Regions from separate parts of the Homo sapiens genome. Here region 2 is linked to region 1. The links are chromatin loops, found by intact Hi-C in ENCODE. Cell type or tissue: heart right ventricle. All regions are shown on one strand. Each heading gives the region's core, and the rest is flanking DNA. Links, peaks and the distances in the headings are about the cores only.

Evidence for each region. A loop is a pair of places that touch in the nucleus more often than their neighbours do. Peaks named below come from ENCODE experiments on the same cell type or tissue, not always from the same donor. Only the 100,000 strongest peaks of a DNase experiment are listed, where the experiment ranks them.
Region 2: it touches region 1 in a loop (14-fold over the local background); 55 of 110 quality-filtered maps call a loop at or near these places.

The regions. Positions count from the first base shown.
Region 1 is chr2:68,191,025-68,201,516 of GRCh38, forward strand. All of the region lies in intron 2 of PPP3R1 (protein phosphatase 3 regulatory subunit B, alpha), which reads right to left. Among named protein-coding and RNA genes, the nearest start is that of PNO1, 38 kb to the left of the region's middle. RefSeq lists an enhancer at 1,817-3,835. In heart right ventricle, for the core only: a CTCF peak has its summit at 5,293 (motif pointing right); a DNase peak (open chromatin) is centred at 5,297; H3K27ac peaks cover 494 bases.
Region 2 is chr2:68,278,230-68,288,721 of GRCh38, forward strand. All of the region lies in intron 1 of PPP3R1-AS1 (PPP3R1 and CNRIP1 antisense RNA 1), which reads left to right. It also overlaps a transcript of CNRIP1 not described here. Among named protein-coding and RNA genes, the nearest start is that of PPP3R1, 31 kb to the left of the region's middle. In heart right ventricle, for the core only: a CTCF peak has its summit at 4,793 (motif pointing left); a DNase peak (open chromatin) is centred at 6,932.

The DNA of each region.
Region 1 (10,492 bases), core at 1,650-9,649:
TATTTTTCCCAGATGTGATTTCATGGCATCTGAGGTTTTCTAGAACACATGTATCAGAAATGCTGTGATGAAAAATTTATGTAAATACTGCTGCAAACACCAAAATACACATACAGTCAGTCATGAGTCACTTAACGATGGGGTTACACTGAGAAACACATCATTAGATTTCATCATTGTATGAACATCAGAGTGTACTTACACAAACCTATGTGGGACAGCCTACTACACACCCAGGCTATATGGTCCAGCCTATTGCTCCTAGGCTACAAAATCTGTACAGCATCTTACTGTACTGAATACTGTAGGCAATTGTAACACAATGCTAAATATCTGTGTATCTGAACATATCTAAACATTCAAAAGGTACAGTAAAAGTATAGTATGAAAATTTTACTTAAATGGTACACCTGTATAGGGCATTTACCATGAAAGGAGCTTGTGGGACAGAAGCTGCTCTGGGTGAGCCAGTGAGTGACTGGTGAGTTAATGTAAGGGCCTAGGATATTACTGTAGACTTTATAAACTCTGTACACTTAGGCTACACTAATGATGCATTACTCAATGCAACTCGTTGTTAAGTGACACATGACTGTACATGTATTTTCAGCTCCATTATAATCTTACGGAACCACTGTGTATATGTGGTCAGCCACTGACCAAAAATTATTATGTAGCACATTAATGTATATAAATAATCTGATAAAAAAGATCATATAAGCACTTCATAAGCACATCAACTACACAAGCATTTTATCCCTCTATTAAAGAGTATTCCTTCTTTAATGGAATATGTGACATAACTGCAAACTGTTCAAATAAACCTTATTTCCCCATTTTCTATCTATAAAATGACACACCCTTACTCTTGAAAGAGAAAAAATATAATGAAAGTCCTACAAATGCTTTTCGCTTATTTATTTATATGTCTACTCCACCTCAGGGCAGAGTCCATGACTTTTTCATTGGTGCTCTGAGCATCACATATAACAGGTGCTTAATTATGGTTTTAATAATGTTTTAAGTATTAATAAGTATTTCAAATGTAAAACTTATTGATTAAAATTCCATCAGTATTTAAAACTACTAGCTAACCAGGTACCAATCAGCAAACCATTCAGAACAGTGTCTCAAAGTTCATAGATTTTGCTGAAGAGCTACCCTCTCCACGCTTGCCTTAATTTTTTACACATATACCAAGGATTAGTTAATTATTTTCTTCTTCCAATCTTGAGTTTTGCCTTAGTTTACAACCATAGACTAGGAAAGGTGACAGGGAATTTAAACATAACAGATCACAAAGGTGATCTATTGTGAGTAGATAAGAAAAGATAATGTCTCCACAAACTTTAAGTGGACAAATCAGGATCATTTCTTCTAGGCTGTATGATTAATGGGAAGAGGAAAAGCAGAAATGTAGTATGATAATATTTATGCAAACTATTTATTAGTCAATTTATTGAAGTGGGGACATTAATTATAGTTTAGAAAGTTGTTTATCAAGAAACTGAAATTTAGGCACTTAAAGGATTGTTTTAGCTACTCAGAAAACTCCTCCAATCAAGAAGATAGCATTTCAGTCTTAATAAATGAATAAAAAATATTAAGAATACTTGAAAATCATAATCATAAATCAAATAAATATATGTGGTTCAATCCATCTTCTTTACATTGCCAACAGTAATCTTTCTAAAAGGCAAATTCAGCCAAACGGCTAGCTCCTGTGCTTTACATTTTCTAGTGGCTTTCTAATACAAAAAGTCTAAAGTCCTCGGCAATACTTAGCCTCAAATTTAAATTTCCATCTTATCTCTTTCCCCATTTCCTTTTCTTTGGCTACAATGCTCTTGGCACATCTCTGCTAAAGTATAGATTTTATACCTCCATTTCCTTATAAACCTCCTGCTGGAATGGCCTTGCCTGAATTCTCCATTTATGAGACACCTATCAATTTTTCTCTGATAAAAGAAAGGGGTTACTAATGATTTATCTTATAGTTGTATCATTATCTCACTCCCTGGCAAAGGCCCTTAGAAGGAGTAGTTAAATTTTATTTACTTGTTTTAATATCTTGTGAAACATTATAAAGTAGTTGATATCTGCTCTGGATGAGTAGTCAAAACTTTCCTCAAAGGCAAAGCAATGTGCCAGTGATCACATTTTACCTTGACAATAAATGACTTCTTAAAAAGCCCCTTTAATATGACTAGGAGGGAACAAGCTCTATCTAATCTTTCCATTCATCATCATTCCCACATACCCCATGTAGCTAAAACTGATCTTGAGCTAAGAAGCCAGTGCAGCATGTATGGGGGCAGTTATCTTTTCTCCAACCACTCATTTATTTCCTCATCTCCCTCCCCTCCTTTCAGCTACGATTACGATGATGAGTAAGATGGACTAAATACTCAGTATTTACAATCTAGTCGAGGCTGAGCAACTAGAGGAATCCATACCTAAATATCCAGAATATTTTTAAATGGCCAGCTTGGAAAGCAAAGCCAGGAAAAAATTTTAAAGCCAAGATCTACGAAAGTCAGCTTTCAAGAACAAATGGTAAATATAGTTATTTTAGGTATCAAACAAAATGATTTCTTTGGTCATTACTGGCACCTGAGGGGCAGTTATTTAAGCACTTCCACTTGCCAGCAGTGTTGCTGTGCTACAGTAGGATATTAGAGTATGAAACAGAGTTTTAATTCTTGAAATATCGGCATTAGCAATCACCTACAAATTAGGAACAGATCTCTAAAGCAGATCAAACCCATCTTGTTAGCACCATTAAATTTAGTTTCAGTATATTTATAGAAGATCTGCACTTAGTACCAGTTAAATACTGAAGAACAAATTCTAACTTTTGGCGCCAATTTTCATTAAATATATTTTTTTCCTGCTGCTTAGGATCATATTCCCTTAAAAGAGATGGACAAGGAAAAACAAACCTCACCCTCTTGACTCATCTTGTGACTCAGAGATACTCTTTTTCATATGTTTTGCCAGGTTGAAACTCATGTTATTTTTCTACTTTTTGGAAGGACAACTTTGGGAGGAATGCCTTAACAGTTGAAAATGCCTACATATTCAATTGACATTATATTAGACAAAATATTAAAATAATCTTCAAGTCATATACTGTTATCTAAAATTTAAGCAAGGTGGCAAAAACTTAGATATTTTAGTCAGAGTTTATAAAACATAAAAAGTTACTAATAAGGAATTGGTAGATTGTTTATACAGAAAACAGACTGTTGAGACTTAACCTCGATCAATTGCACTCTGACGGTTCTCACGGATAAATGTAAAATTCAGATGGTAACTCATTTTAAAAAGTGACTTCAAGAATCTTGTTAATGTTACTACATGAAAGTATTAAGAACTTGCTTTTAGAGAGCTCATGTTGCTACACTAAATTTTAGTATTTTCAACTGGACATATTAATACTGCAGCAATATAATATTAATAGAAATAGAAGGTTACATATTCATTCATCACACTTTCAGATGATGAAACATAAATCATCTCCCTTATATATTTCTCTCATTTAGAAAAAAAGAATACAAGAAATTTCAAAATAGTAAAGAAAAGACCACAGTGTTCTGGTTCTGAAAGCATTGCTATTAATACATACACACCAAGCTGCTATTCAACTGTTGGGATTAAAAGTAAAGACAACTTAAAGCAGTGTGAACTGTTTTAGGTGATGCTAAAATTTTTCAGAATGAAGAGAAAATGAAATAAACAGAATGGTAGAAAAACAAAACTTTCCTCAAATTTTAGCCAATTCCCAATAATTGTATAGTAGAAAAAAGCAACAAGACTATTGCTTCATCAGGAAATTCTTTTAATAGCTACTTTACAAATAACTTATTACCTATTAATACACCAACTGATTTAAAACAAAGCAAGTATCTCTAAATTCTAACAATAATATTTTGAAAGAAACAACTATATGTAATGTGGGATCCAGGAGAGAATCCTGGAAAAGAAAAAGAACACTCTCCAAGTTTCACCATTTTTTTCACTCATGTATGTGGTTTAATATTCTTTAGCCAATGTTAATTTCTTGATGTTGATAACTGTACTATAATTCTGTGAGATGTTAACATCCCCACTTGGCTGAGGGGTATTCAAGAACTCTATTATCTTTGTAACTTTTTTGTAATTTCTCCTGAGTCTTGGCTCCAATTTGTGACAACTCTTGATTGATTGTCTTTCATGACCTTGAAACTTATGATCCAGTATTTTGTAAAACTTCCCTCAGTTTGAGCTTCCTGTTTTCTCATGATTAGAATGCATTTAGGCATTTGGGGCAAGAATACCACAGAAATGATATTGTGTCCTCCAGTACACTGTATCAAGGGGCTCATGACATCAATATGTCTTATTACTAGTGATGTTAACTTTGATCACTTGGCCAAGGTGGTGGCTGCCAGATTTCTCCACTATAAATCTACCATCTTTTCCTTTGCAGTTAAAAAAATATCCTGGGAGGAGAGGGGGTAGGGAATACTTTGAGACTGTGCAAATACTCTTTTCTCCTCAAACTCTGACCTAATTTTGGCATCCATCAGCAGGTCCTGTCTGCCACATTTATTACCGTGGTATTTGCCTAATGAAAAATTTCTTTTCCCGTCTTTCTTTCTACATTAATTGGGATGCTCCTGTAAAAAAAATACAAAACCAAAACCAGTGCCTTCTCCACCATTTATTTATTAAAATACTTACATCAGCATGGACTCATGAGTATTTTAGTACATGAATTAAAATCCAATACTATCATTATTTTGTTAGTCAAATTGTTCCAGCTTTATTAGGTCTTTATTAGATCTTCAGGTTGGCTCCTATGCGGCCTTTCCAACAACCTTTTTTTTTTTTTTAAGTACTTCCTTAATTTCTGGCACCATAATATGTTCAAGGCTTATCCCAACTATACGTACTATTTCTAAGACACGATTCTCCAATCTCTTTTGTACAGCAAGAAATTTAGAACCATATTATAGGATGAGAACTATTAGAAACTACTACTCCAATACAGGATCCCGGAATCTCTATCTTAGAGGTGTTTTGGAAAAAAGCCATCAGACATGGCAAAATTATCTATGGAAAAGCTTGTACTGAATAACTCCTGTGAAGATCACAAAACAAAAAACCTCATAGTGTTATCAACAGAAGTTACTGAGAAGTTTTTCAACATAAAGATTAACTTAAAAGCTTTACAGTTTTTTATAAAGACACCTCCTACGAAGGTAAATGGCTGTATTTTCATGTGACCCCAATGAGAAGTAAAATCCACCAGGGGGCGCAGCAGATAAAACCTTCAAAAAGCTCCAAAAAAATTTTCCAGTTTTATAATGATCTTGTTGTGTACCAAGTGGAAGTTTAATATTTATATTCTGCACAGTTTGACTACCAAATGAACAAAGCAAAGAGAGCACCCTATCAGTATTATGACAGACTTGAAATAGTATATTATGAAATGAACACAGGTCATACATGTATGTGTTGTACCTTTTCTTAAATACATGAAAAACTCATCCACTTAAAAGGTCTACATTCGAGAAATATAATCTTAGACTGCAAAAAGTAATGAGTCTTTTTGGAGCTCCTAGATTTCTTACATACTTTAAAGATTATCATGCAATTGTCAAATATGCAAAAACTCGGTATCACCACCAACAAAAGAAGTATCACATTTTAATAAAAATGCTATTTTTTTTTTTAATGGAGACTCACTCTGTCACCCAGGCAGGAGGGCAGTGGTGTGATCTCAGCTCACTGTAACCTCTGCCTCCTGGGTTCAAGCAATTCTTCTGCCTCAGCCTCCGGGGTAGCTGAGATTACAGGCGTGCGCCACCACGCCCTGCTGATTTTTGTATTTTTGGTAGAGACGGAATTTCACCATGTTGGCCAGTCTGGTCTTGAACTTCTGACCTCAGGTGATCTGCCCACCTTGGCCTCCCAAAGTGCTGGAATTACAGGTGTGAGGCACAACGCCTGGCCTAAAAATGCTAAAATAATTTAAGCCAACTTTGAGGAATAACTACCTTCAAATGATGCATTATTAAGTATATGGTTATATAAGTTTTGACAAATGCATATACCTATGGAAGCATCACTACCATCAAGATAAAAGAACATTCCATGACCCCTAAACACTCCCTTGAGCCCTTTTGCAGTCAATCACCCTTTTCTTACCACCCTAGGCAACCACTGTTCTTTCTATAACTAAATTCTATCTAGAATTTCATGTCTACAGGATCATACAGTAGGTACTCGCGTCTATCTTCTTTTACTCACCAAGTTTTTGACACTAATCCATGTTGTTGCATGTGTCAGTTTGTTCCTTTATACTGCAGAGCAGTATAGTCCATTATATGGATATACCACAATTTGTTTATGCATTCATCTGTTGACAGACATTCCTGTAAAGCTACTATAAATATTAATGTGTATTTCTGTAAACAAACGTTTTCCTGGAATTGCTGGGTCACAGGGTTAAGTTTTCAGAAACTGTCAGTTTTCCAAAGTAATGTACCATTTTACTCTCCCATCAGCAATATATGATTATTTCAGTAGCTCCACATCCTTGCTAACAAGTGGTATTGCCTATTTTTTCATATATTTTTATTAGTGAATTGTGCTTTTAAAAAAAAAGCGTTATGTAAAAGATTTGTGAAATTCTCTATATACTGATCCAAGTCCTTTGTTAGGTATTTTCTAATAGTATTTTCTCCCAGTCTGTGAGCTTGCCTTTTCATAGGTGTATTTTTAAAACCAAAACCTTTCAATATTAATGAAATAGAATTTTTTCCCTTTATGATTCCTGTTTTGTGTGTACTAAAAGTCTTTACCCATCCTTGATCATGAAGATTTTCTCCTGTTTTCTTCTAGATGTTCCATTGTTTTATGTTTAAATCTATGACCTACGTTATATGCCTTTTAAATATATGATACATATAGAAAAATAATGACTTTTTATTCCATACAGAAATACAGCTGTTTTGTTGAAAAGGCTCCCTTTACAACGGCACCTTTGGCAAAAAAAAAAAAAAAAAAAAAAAAAAAGCATATATATGTAAACATATATATGTAAATATATATGTAAACATGTTTACATATACAATACACATATATGTAAATATATACATACATGTATATATAATATATATTTACATATATGTGCATACATATATACATTTTACATATATGTATACACATATGTACATACATATGTATACATACATATGTGTATGCATGTATGTGTATACACATGTATACATGTATACATATATGTATATACATATGTACATATATGTACATGTATATGCATATATATGTACATATATGTACATGTATATGCATATATATGTATATATATGTGTATGTATATGCATATATACGTATATATGCGTGTGTATATATGTATATACATATATACGTATATATGCGTATGTATATATATGTATATACATATATATGTGTATACATATATGAATGAATGAGTCTGGACCCTCTATTCTGTTTCATTGATTTTAGTCTACCTTATGCCAGTACCACAGTGTTATGTTTTATGGTAAATCTTTAAATCGAGGAGCTGTACTTTTACTTTGTTCTGTTTTAAAATGCTGACTCTTCTAAGACCCGTGCATTTCCACATGGAATTAACCATCAGTTTGCTAAATTTTTTAAAATCTTGTTAAGAATTTGATTGGGAAGGTCTTGAGGAAGCTATAGATAAGTCTGAGTAGAACTGACATCTTTGTAACAAGTCTTCTAATCTATGAATGCGGTATATATCTTCATTTGTGTAGGTCTTTTTAAGTTCCAATAATTTTCTGTAATTTGGAGTACAGATTTTACACATATCTGGTTAAACTTATACCTGAGTATTTTACAATTTTACTCTATTATGCATGGTACTTGTCCATTTCATCTTTATTTGTATTATTATTTTTTTAAGATGGAGTTTTGCTCTGTCACCCAGGCTGGAGTGCAGTGGCACGATCTTGGCTCACTGCCACCTCCGCCTCCTGGGTTCACACCATTCTCCTGCCTCAGCCTCCCGAGTAGCTAAGAATACAGGCAAGTGCCACCATGCCCAGCTAATTTTTTTATTTTTAGTAGAGATGGGATTTCACCATGTTGGCCAGGATGGTCTTGATCTCCTGACCTCGTGATCTGCCCACCTCAGTCTCCCAAAGTGCTAGGATTACAGGCGTGAGCCACCGCTCCCAGACCCATTTCATTTTTAATTGTTCTTTACTATTATATAGAAATTACACTGTTTGGGTATATTATCCTTGTATCCTACAATCTTGCCAAATTCACATCAGTCCTAGTAACTTAACATTTGCTATATATATAAAACCATGTCATCTGGGAATAAAAACAATTTTACTCCTTCCTTTCCAATCTCAAGTCTTTTTCTTTTTCTTGATCATGTTGTGACTAGGACTTCAAATACAACGTTGATTAGAAGTGGTCAAGAGTGGAAAATCTTGTTTTCTTCCCCAATCTTAGGTAGAAACGATTCAGCCTTTCATCATGAGATATGAGTATGAACAAAGTAAAGGTTTTTTAGTAGATGCCCAATATCAGGCTGAGGAAGTTCCCTTCTATTCCCAATTCGCTAATATCATGAATAGATATTACATTTTGCCAAACACTTTGCTGTAATTACTGAGAAGATGTTTTTCTCTTTTGTCAAAATAGTAAATTACATTAATTTTTGAATGTTAAAATTGCATTACTGGTATAAAAATCCCCTTGGTTGTGTTTTATCATCCTTTTTACACACCACCGAATTTGACTTGCAAATACTAAATGATTTTTTGCACATATATTCTCAAATAATGTTGGTTTATATTCCATATTGATTTTATTATAATGTCTTTGGTATTACCATCAAGGTAATGCTAGCTTCTATTTTCTAAGAGTCTAGATAAGACTGTGTTTCTTTCTTTCTTTTCATTAAATTTGATAGAATTTACCAGTAAAGCCGTTTGACCTTACTATTTTCTTTGTAGAAAGATTTTGAAATATGAATTCAATTTTATTAACTAATAAAAGGCTATTAAGATTTACTATTTCCTCTTATTGTCAGTTTTAGTAATTTGTTTTGCAAGGAATTTGTCCATTTCATCTAAGGTATGGAACTTATTGGCATAAAATTGCTTCTAACATTCTTTTGTTATCCTTTTAACATCTGTAAGGATCTGCAATGATTTCAGTGCTTTCATTACTGATACTGTGATTGTGTTTTGTTTTCTAGATTGCTCCTTCAAAATATAAATACCACATACCACTGACTTCCTCCTTATATAAAAAATGACTAAAAATGACCAACACACTAGAACTCATTCACCCAATGGCGTCCAAAGATGTCACAAAAGAAGCTGAACATTTATAACAATCCTAAAAATACATTCTTAGAATTATTTTCAGTGCTCAGTGAGCTTCACGAGAAAATCTAGCATAGAAAAGCCATGTAACGTAAGCAGTCACAAGAAACCTTGAAGATGACAAACTCAAGATGAGGAAACAAACCCAAGGAGTGAGGTAAGCTGCTCGATGTTATAAAGCTTGATGACAAAGTGAGGTGACTGGGATTTCTTGAAATACTTTCTGATCTAATTTCTTTTCCTATGTTAGTTCCATCTGAAGAGTCAGCAAGGAGCCTTAGGCATCATTTCTATTCCCCCAACCTGCATTTCTGGGCTAAATGTGGAGAAAAGAGAATAAGAGTCTTCCCACTCTAGATTGATAAAAATCAGACCATGTTTTACTAAGACGTCCTTTCTAACCCTTCTCTCAACATGTATATTACCGTTTTTCCTACTGAAGGCCTGTGTATTATTGTTTTTCTCCTTTTGGTTTATCCACATTATGGTTCAAATCAATACAGGCAGTAAGTTAATGAAAAGCATGTATTCATAATATGATACAAATATACCTTCAAGTATTCTGTTATTAATAACCCTGCTTAAAGATATACTGTTTATTTTTTTAAACTAAAATGTATACTGCTTAGTTCAATGATACATCTTATTCAAAAGATCTGGCTCCTAAAGCATTTCTTTTTTCTATATATTAAGTCCAATCCCATCCCATTACATCACATTTTCCAGATCTTCCTCTTATTTTATCTACTGTTCCTATGTGATGTTGCATTTGAATGTTAGCTGCACCTTTCTTTAGCTTTGTACCACACTCCACTCCCCACCCTATTTTCCTTTAAAAAAAATTATATTTCCACAAAAGAATGCATATTTAAGAGTCTTCTTTTACTTTCAGCCTCCATTATTCAAGACTTACTTACACGTATGGCTCCTCCAAAGCTTAATGTGGTTTACTGCCAAGAATGTCATACTGCATCCCCCAGTTTCTTTTTTTTCTCTCGTTGACTTTTATCTTAACATTAAAAAATTCCACCACATAATTCATATAACGGCTTTTACTTTCTTCTTGAAGACATTCTTCACAGACAACTCTG
Region 2 (10,492 bases), core at 836-8,835, 86 kb after region 1:
TAATTTTTTTCAATAGTTGTTACTGGTAAGGTAGTCTAGGAATTATTTTGTGATCTCCTCTCCTGTCCTACCTCCTCAGTTTATAGAGGGCACTCAATAAGGACTTATTGGCTGAAACATAATACTCCTCCCAGTCATACATTCATCAGTGACTAATATAGAATGTTGTATAATGGTTAATACAATGTTTGAGCAATTTACTCATTCTAGCATTCAGTTAATATTGTGCATTTACTCATTTGATCAGATAATTTGTGATTAGAAGAATCCAAGAAATAAACCAGAACTAGCCATGTTGATTTCAACTCAGTTAACTTTGACAAACACCCAGTGCAATTCTTTAGAAGCTAAAAATTTGATGATTTGGTGACTATGACTTATGATTTCTAAAAAACAAAAAGAGATTGAATGTGTCGAGAGCCAGTATAACATACATTTGCCCAAATTTTATTTTCCAAAACATCACTTTTCCTAGCCAAGAATAAATGCTAGAGGCTGCCTGACTACCACTATTGGGTAGCATAAAGAAACAGAATTCACCATCATTGGGTAGTTTTTTTTTTTCCATGCTACACTGCAATACTGGTTTATTTAGCATATGTATAAGCTCCTTTCTGTCATACTTTTGGAGTTTTGATGTATAAAATAACACCTTGAAATTGTTAGTTATAATACAGAAAAATAAAATTGAATTTGGTCAACATCAAGATACTGCAGTGTACTTCTGAAAATAAGCCTTGCAAATGTTTTTCCACTAGAATATTTATGGATATAGTAATTTAGGTAGTCATTCACTAGAGGAGATTATGACATGCCAGTAGCTGAAAGATGAGAATAAAACCTACGGTTTCCAGTTGCAACTAGAGAAAGATGTAAAAACAAAAACAAAAAAACCCAAAACACATGCACTTTTTTTAAGGACCTTTTTTTCCTTTTATTTTCTTTTTTAGATTGGTACTAAGTTTAAGAGGTTTACACATTTGGAAAACTGTCTGTATGACTATTTCTGAAAGACCACATTCTTTCCTGTTTAAAGTTAAATAACTCCAGAGATTTTAATTTTAGTTTCTCAAGCAAGACAAAACCAGTTGAACTGCTTTATATTATTTCCTGAGTCAGGAATTGAGGCCAACAGTATTGAAAAGGTAACCATGAGTTGATTTTTTGTGTTTTGTAGGTTAATACTAGCAAAGAAAAGGGCAAGTTGTTTATGTCCTTAAAAATAATTTCAGAAGAAATTAAAGAATCTTCATCTTACTATTAATCACATTCTTTCTCACCCCTTTGTCAGAGGAAGAATTTATAAATGTCAGTAAAGTCCTTTTTATGCAGAAATTATTGAATTTAAATACATGCTAATTGCTGCTACTGATAGCTCTATCTGCAACAGGATTAAAGCTGTTAGAATATATTTTAAGAGTCTTGGCAGATGAATGTTCTTATAATCATCACATTTTAGAGACCTTTCTAAATCATGAGTTACGTGAAATAAAGAACCTAAAACAAATTAAGCAAGATCGTTTCATTTGTACATATTATGTGCCAGGTATTTTTTGAAGTAAAAAAAAAAAATTGTTTCAGCAGGCTTCCCTTTCCCTCTGGGGCCTATTAAATACTATACAAACAAGTCTGCCTCTTACTTTGGCTTATTTGGCGTTGGTACACACCTCTTAGGCAAGTGGGGCCAGCTCTCTAGAACTGGCTGTCTCGTCTTGAACAGTTTGTTATTCATATTTCAGTCCTCTTTTTTTCACACCTGTTTTTCATTTCAGGATATCAGAGTATCTGATATTGATCAAATCAATGGAAAGTAGACTGGGATACAAGCATTTCAGACTAGCACATTAGGACTGGGTTTATCTCACTCACTGACACAAGCTGTATGATATCTGAAAAGGAAAATATTTGTTTAGAAATGTCTTTTCTCCTCTCTGTCAGGGTTACAATGGCTTGCCAGGCCAAGCATTGAGCAGAGAAGAAGGGCATCCATTTTGAGAAGCCACATACTTTAGATGACATATGCAGAAGCAACATGCATTGGCATTTCATCATTTAGAATCTTATCCAAGTGCCAACATTTATCGTAACCTGGAAGGGAAGGGTGCCAAAGTAAAAAAAATGTGTTCACTTTTGCCTCATGAAATTCATGCTTGGGCAAATCTTAGGGGTATACAGTCTTCTGTACGTTCATGTGTAACACCCATTACTGTTAATAGGAGTTACCACATAGGTCCAAAAGAAAACATAGCCTTTAGAATTGAACTTAGACCTTGGGGATCAAAAGATCTCCCTAGCTAATAGCTGATGGGAATTGTGCAGTCTCAAATTTGCTCCCTGCTAACCTGACATCATTGAATTTGGAGAAGCAGAGCCAGGTTCATTCAGGGGTGGCAGAGAGAGAGAAAGTGGAAAAAAAACTGTTTTGAAAATAAAAGTGATTATAAATCAGGCTTTTAAATTAAGTCACAGAAATCCCTACCTAATTATATCATGAAAACAAGTTCCAGCTCATAGTTCTTAGAAAAGAGAAGGTTGTGACAGATTTATTCTTGTTTACTACTTTCAACCCCAAGCACTCTTGATTAATTTTTCTCAAAACAATAAAATGAGACTCAGCTAATAAAATTAGACTCATCTAATAAAATAATATTTAAATTTGGAGTCAATTTACTTTTAATTTTCAGAGATTCATGGTAAGGGAAATCAGATGGTCAAAATAATCTGACCTACACAAAAACACAAATTTTGATTTATATCCCATCACTAACCTTCTCAACCCCAAATGTGAACAAGGGGCCAGCCAGTTACTGAAGCAACAGAGTGTTAAGAAACTGCTGTGGGCGGAACATTATGGGAGGTGCTGAAGGGAGACAAATGTAATAGAAAAGCATAGTTCTTGTATTCAAATAAATGTATAACTAAGGCTGAATGTCAGTACAAAGCATATGGATAGGTTTACATTTACTTTTTTTCTTTGACCTTGTCTCTGTCCTTTGAAAAGGGTAGTGAACTAGGGGATAAGGGGGGAAAAAGTAAGGTCCTCAGCAGTCTATTAAATGGTGATATGCAAAAATCTCTGAACAATTAGAGCCCTTAACTGTCTTCAAAATAGGATAGGAATTAAGAAGACAGGTTTGAAAATAGATAAGCCTGAACCTGTTGCTTGAACCTTTCCAAGTCCCTGTTTTCACATTTGTAAAATGGTAGCAACAATGCTACTTTTCAGGGCGGTTGAATAAATTGAGTAAGAGAAAATATATGAAGAATTTAGCACAGGGCTTGGCAAATAGCAACAGTTCAAGTAAACAGTAGTCTTCATGGCCAGGTGCAGTGGCTCACGCCTGTAATCCCAGCACTTTGGGAGGCTGAGGTGGGCAGATCGCCTGAGGTCGCGAGTTTGAAACTAGCCTGGCCAACATGGTGAAAACCCATCTCTACTTAAAAATGCAAAAATTAGCTGGGCGTGGTCGTGGGCGTCTGTAATCTCAGCTACTCAGGAGGCTGAGGCATGAGAATCTCTTGAACCCAGGAGGCGGAGGTTGCAGTGAGCTGAGATGGCACGACTGCACTCCAGCCTGGGCAACAGCACAAGACTCTGTCTCAAAAGACAAATAAACAAACAAAAAAGTCTTTATTATTATTAATGATGGATAGTGGCTAATATCCATTTAATAGCTAATATCCTATGCATGGAATGTTCCTGACTTTCTTCTCTAGTATTTATTGGTGGCTCAAGTGACCACTCAGGGAATGTCAAATACAACTGTATACCTTGGTCAATTTCTTCTTGGGTTCCATCCAAAGACTGACTCTGCAAACTGCCCCTGCTGGAGGTGACGGAGTTTGGGGTGGGGTGGGGTAAGGGGGTGAAGAATCATGCTATACTCTGTGAGGATTACAACCAGGAGCATGTCTTAGCCAAGTCAGAGCCACTGCAGGCACCTCTTGGCTTTGCACCTATTAGGACTGAGTAGCGTTGTGTGTGCCAGGCTGGCCCCGTGGGTATCCTTAGTAGATCATGTGAGTGTTGTCACTGTGTCCATTTTAGACTATGGAAACTCCAGTATTGGGAATCCCATTTTGGAATGAAGTGTTGTTTTCATACAAAGGAAAATACAGTAGCTAGTTCAGACTATTCCATGATATAAGAAGCAACAAACCCTGCTTAAAAGGAAAAAAAGCCCCCAGAAGTGAAATCACAAATGCTGCATTATCATGGGTTGCAATAAACATGGGTGTGTGTAGAAAGAGGCTGTGGCAACACTTTTGTCTCCTGCCATGTCAACCGAGGTGATGGAAAACATGACAGCCTAAAATAATTAAAAGTAAGTGGTTGGAAAGAAAAGCCAGTCTTGGAATTAGGGAAAACAGGTGTATGGTGCCAGCACAGAGTTTCATTCTTTTTGTGCATGTGATTAAGATTTGGATTGGGAATATCATTGTAAAGTGAAGAGCCTGAGAAATATCTAGATATATGTGAACCAAACTGTGTGCAGCTTAGATTGATGCAGAAAGAACACTTTTTTACACTTGCAAATGTTTTGATACAAATTAAATACAGAAAATACTACGTGTTATATTGAAGGAGAAAGAAAAATAGTCTGTGGACCTCGACCCCTAAGCTCTGAAGACACATGCTAATAATAATTGGCAAAGGTATTTGTTTTACTCTATAAAGTTAAGAAGTTAAACCCACATGCAGGTGTCTAAAATTCGATGGATATGCAGGTGTCATGGATGAACGCAGGAAGCTTAAAAGCTGTCCAATCTGTCCTGCCACTAGTACCACCTAGTGGTAGCCAAGAAGATGTGTAAGCATCTTTTTAAAAATTGCTTTAAAAAATTTTAAAAGCAAGCATCAATAAAACTCATTGTTTAAAACAATTGAAACATGCACAAGAATTCAGAGTAAATTGTCAAGGGTCCTTCAATTCCAGTCTCTCCCAACCCCACTGTTCTTCCTTATTAATAGTGCCTTTCCTCTGCATTTCCTCAAATTTCAGCCTCTCTCTGTCCCCCTTTTTTTTCTGTCTCTCTCTCTATGCGCTTAACATTTTGAAAACATAAATGGAATCATTTAATCATATATTTTATGGGTGATGTTTTTCACTTAACAAATATCTTTAAACTTATTCTCTAGCACAGTAGAAACTATTGCTAATGGGCGCAGACACTAGGATTTGCTCATAAGCGCAAGTATCAGGTCTGCTTTCAGATTCTGAGCTGGAAGAGTTGTCTGGCTATTGAAAATGCCCTCCCTGGATGAGGTTCTTGACTCAGACTAGCCTTTATCAGACATGGTCAGCTTCCCACCTCCTCCTACCCTCCTGTACTCTCATCATCTGTTACTCCACCTCAGAGACCCCAGCTGCCATCATCCTTATTTAGCTTCCCCACCCCTCACCACTGCAGAAGACTCTGTTCTTATCTCCTGCCTCCAAACTGCCTCCAGGAATATTGCTTCATAACTCAAATATCATTCTATCATTTAATATTTAAAAACTTCCTCTGGTTCCCACTTTCTGTAGAACTAAACTTAAACTGCTCAGCATGTGTAGAAGGCTCCTCATAGCCTTGCCCCAGCCCATGCCTCTCTCTTCCCTATGCTCCAGCCACACAGAGTTTCTTCTTCCAGAGTGGATCATGTATTTTCACATGCCAATATCCTGCAGTACCTTCTCTGTGCCTGAAAGCAGCTCAAATATCATCTATGAAGCTGCCTCCAATTCCCACAGACTCCTCCTCAATGCTTTGATGTATTTTGTATTTTTTCTAGTATAGCACTTGCCTCATTTTATTGTAATTATTTGGCTATAAACAACTTGATTACTTATCACACTCCTATTGCCATCTCCTGCCCCCACGGGACCTGGCACATGAATGCTTATTGAATGAATAACTGAACTTTAATAAGAAGGAGTACAGTGAGTAAACCCTTGGGTAGTGTTTTCCAAACTTTAATATGATAAGAATCACCTAAAGTGCTTAATAAAATGCAGATGCTTTGGATTTACTCTCAGAGAGTTTGCTCAATTTAAGAGGTCTAAAAAGGTAGAGTTTAGGAATCTACATTTTAACAAGCATCCCCGATAATTCTGATGGCCTGTGAGAAGCCCTCCCCTAGAATGCAAAGCAAATAATTTGGAAAAAAAAAAAAGAACATTTGTTCCTCATGATGGCACACATTGAAGAATGTGCTTATTCTTCACATTCATATGTAAGAGAGATCTCTTGGGGTCGTTGTTCCAGGCACTCCTGAAAATAAATAGATACCAGAATAAGTTTGAGAAAACCACAGTTGGGTAGGTGCAGTGACTCACGCCCGTAATCCCAGCACTTTGGGAGGCCAAGGCAGGCAGATCTCTTGAGGTCAGGAGTTCGAGACCAGCTGACCAATATGGTGAAGCCCCATCTCTACTAAAAATACAAAAATTAGCTGGCTGTGGTAGTGGTGCACCTGTAGTCCCAGCTACTTGGGAGGCTGAGGCAGAGAATCACTTGAAGCTGGGAGGCAGAGGTTGCAGTGAGCTGAGATTGTGCCACTGCACTCCAGCCTGAGTGACAGAGCGAGACTCTGTCTCAAAAAAAAAAAAAAAAAAGAAAAGAAAACCACAGCGAAGCGAATTCTGTGAAGACTATAAAGAAGCATCAAGCTCTGTGTAAAGGGCTAGATTGTTTCTTTGTAAGGACAATTGTCATCAAATCCCATATGTTTGTTTTGTTAAAATAGCCACTATTTAGCCAGGCCCAAGCTGTTTTCACTAATACACTGCATTTCTGTCAAGCTTCTCTTTGGATGTTCTCCAAGCATTTTAGCAGCTTTAAGCCTGTCTTCCCTTGTTCCCTGAGGGAGGAACAAGCACAAGTTCACGCCAACTCATTAGAGAGACATTGCTCAAGAGCAGCTCCTGGGGCACCAGATGCAGGCAGGAGCGAGGGAGTGGGATCCCTTCCAGGCCCCTCCCCTCTGCGCTGTCTCATTTTCCCCACCCACCCTCCCAAATGCTCATTATTGTCTTCAGCAGGTGGCTTCCACCCCTGCCTTCAAGTCTGCTCAGACAATCTCCCTCCCAAGATAGACAAGCTCCAAAAAGATTCACAGGTTCTACACAATGCAGAACTGCCAAGGACCACATTGGCCAAAGCAATGTCTTCATACAATCAATCTTAAGGGATTTTGCAGAGACAATGGTAAATGTGGATTAGGCTTTTGATCAGAAGGCAGAATATTCGTGACCAGCCTGGGCAACATGGTGAAACCCATCTCTACAAAAATTAGCTGGATGTGGTGGTGGCCGCCTGTGGTCCCAAATACTTGGGAGGCTGAGGTGAGAGGATCACTTGAGACTGGGAGGTTGAGGCTGCAGTGAGCCAACATCGCACCACTGCACTCCAGCATGGGCTGTTACAGAGCAAGACCCTGTCTCAAAAAAAAAAAAAAAAGAAAAGAAAAGAAAAGAAAAGAAAGAAAGGCAGAACCTTTAGGCAGCAGATGTCCACCAGAGGTATGTGTGCATGTGTGTGCATGTGCACGTGTGTGTACAGCCATATGGGTTTTAATACATGTATAGATTCATTCAACCACTGCCGCTATCAGGATACAGAACAGTTCCATCGCCCCAGAAAGCTCCCTCCTGCTACCTTTTTGAGTGTATCCAAGCTTTATTTTAAGGCTTTAATCTTATAAAAATCTCCAGGGAAAGGTGAAATGCTATAGAAAAGTTAAAGATAGTCTGTGTTCAATTATTTGAAGAAACTTGTCATTCAGGGTTAGATTGTTTCTATAGGGTGAGGACAAATTCCCATTACCTATATAGGTACTTACGTTGTCTTTTCAGGCAAATTTGGTTAGCTATCCCCTCCTACCCTGTCAAGCAGTAGCTATCTAGCCCACAATAAACTCTCTGAGTGGAAGCCTGATGATTTAAAGTTATGTCTACCATACCCATTATTTTTCGACTAACAATAGGAATCCAAAATCATTAGCTTGTAGCCATGAAAATTCTGAAAATAGACTCTCAGTGTGGCCATATGAGTTACATTTCAAAGTGTAACCATCTAGATTTGGGGAAATTAAGGACCTTACGAACACACACACACACACACACACACACACTCATATACACATTATATAGATCTACTTCACACCAAACACAAGCATAAAAAATAAACTGGGAAAAGATCAAGATTCCAACTGGGTTTTGAGTTGGAAAAAACATTAGTATTTTAAAATATATGTTTTGTCAAAGAAAGTGACTATCTGATAAAGGTAAAGGAAAAATCAGCTGTTTCAGTTTTGGGAAATTCACAATGCTCCTTTGTTTAGTGGGCTTGTTGAACTTTTCTGAACATTCAAAAAATATTTTTGTCAAATAATTTGGACATTTCAAATTCTGCTTCAAGCATGAAGGGAGGTTGCCACTAACACCATTGTTACCTCTTGGGCCACGGTCTCCCTTGGGATGGTCATTTCAGAGGGAGGAAATACCCTTGGCTGTCAGAGGCCAAGGGTCTATAAACTTCTAGATGAGGGTAAGCGTGTTGAAGTCATACTGATTTGGATTTTCATTCTGTCTCCTCTGCTCACAATAGCTATATGACCTTGGGCAGGTAGCCTAACCTCTCTGAGCTTAATAGCCTCATTTTAAAAATGGAAATCATATGTACTCTTCAGGATGATTTTGAAAATTAAATGAGATCATATATATAAAATGTCTGCCATACAAAAGATAGTCAATGAATGCTAATTTTGTCTTTCCTTTCCTCATTTAATTCATCTCTCTACCTCCAAATACAGCCTTATCAAAACTAGGTCAGTCATAATTTATCTTATTTTTTAAGACCATGGAAGGAAAAAAAGATGGTTTAATCCTTCTCCTAATCCATATTGTGACTTCTAACTTTCTCTGGCAGGAAATGATTTCTTAGAACCAACTTCAGACCATTACTTTTTTCTTTTTGGAGAAGTTTTACTTTACTGTCTTCAGCAGAAAAGGAGAGTAGGTGGTCTGGATTCCCCAGATGTGGATCAGGAAAGGCAAGGTTATGCTGAAGTAATGAACAACCCCAGAATCTTAGTGATGGTTTATAGAATAGTTTCTTGTTCATCTCTCCACCCCAAAAAAGCAGATTGATACAACATAAAGGACAGATAAGGGATAAAGCAAATATACCAAAATGTTAACTGTGAAATTCAGGTGATAGATATGGGAATGTGTGTTATGCAAGTCTTTCAACTTTTCTATACATTTCAACATTTTTCACGATAAAATATTGGGAGAAAAGTTTATTTCTCACTTATGCTATGGGTCCAACAAAAGGTGGCTAGGGTTCCATGCCGTATCTTCTCACTCCAGGACCTAAGGTGATCAATCATCTTGAAAGTGGCTATTTGCCATGGCAAAGGGAAAGAGAGTTCTGTTGGCATTGCACAGACTGTTGGATAATTTCAGCCTGAAATGACATGTGTCACTTCTGCTTACAACTCATTGGCCAGAGCTACCAGCACATGGCCTTAGCCCAGGCCATGGAGGTCAGATCCTATCATGTGCCTCGACGGGGGAGGGCTGGAAACATTTGGTAAGCAGCACAAGTAATTACCCTGATGAAAATAAACAACTTCATAAACTTCAAAGAATAACATACCTTAGGACTATCATTAATAATACGAACGTGACAAGGCAAATTCACTGGAAGCAATGTCAGTAAAAGAATTCAGAAACTTTTTTCTTTCTCATCCACTTTCCTTCTTTTAGTCTCCTTTAAAGGGAGCAGGAGAACTAACCCCGTAAAGGCTAACAGATTGCAAACTTCTTGCTGGCTGGTTTGCAGCCGGCCGGCCAGCCAGCCAGCCAGCCAGCCAGCTCTTTCTAGAATCTCATCACCTTTTTGTTGAGTCAGCTCATTTTCCCTGAGTCAGTAAGAAGATGTGGAAGCTGTCCAGAGATCTTAAGAAAAGCAGAAGTTAGGTTGAGGGTGGTAAAGCTTTTCAGAAATAGGATAATAAAATATCTGAGTAAACAATATTTCAATATTTTTCTTGACTCAACGTTTTAGAGGAGTCAGGAAAGACTTCATAGTGACATTTAAGCTGGCACTTGAAGGCGTTTGCAAGGTAGGAAATGGAGTAGGGCGTTCCAAGCAGAGGGAACAGGCTGTGCAGTGGCAAGGAAACTGCTTTGGACTTGGTAGATCTGCAGGAGAATAAGAAATTCACTGTGACCAGAGACTAGAATGCCTGTCAGGATTACTGTTAAAGTACTAGCGTAGGGCCAAAAATACTGTATTTTTCATTTGTTAGCAAGTGGGAAATGAAATACCCTACTTGTTAAGGAAAAATTTTAGTCTTACCTAGTGCTCTAATAGTAGTTAACATGGCTTCAAAGAGAAAAGATTATATGCAAGTAATTTGCTATAAAGAGAACTATAGGCAAATGAGTTTCTAGCAACTGAATACTTCTGTTTGTTGGCAACAATTGTTGGCAACAATTAA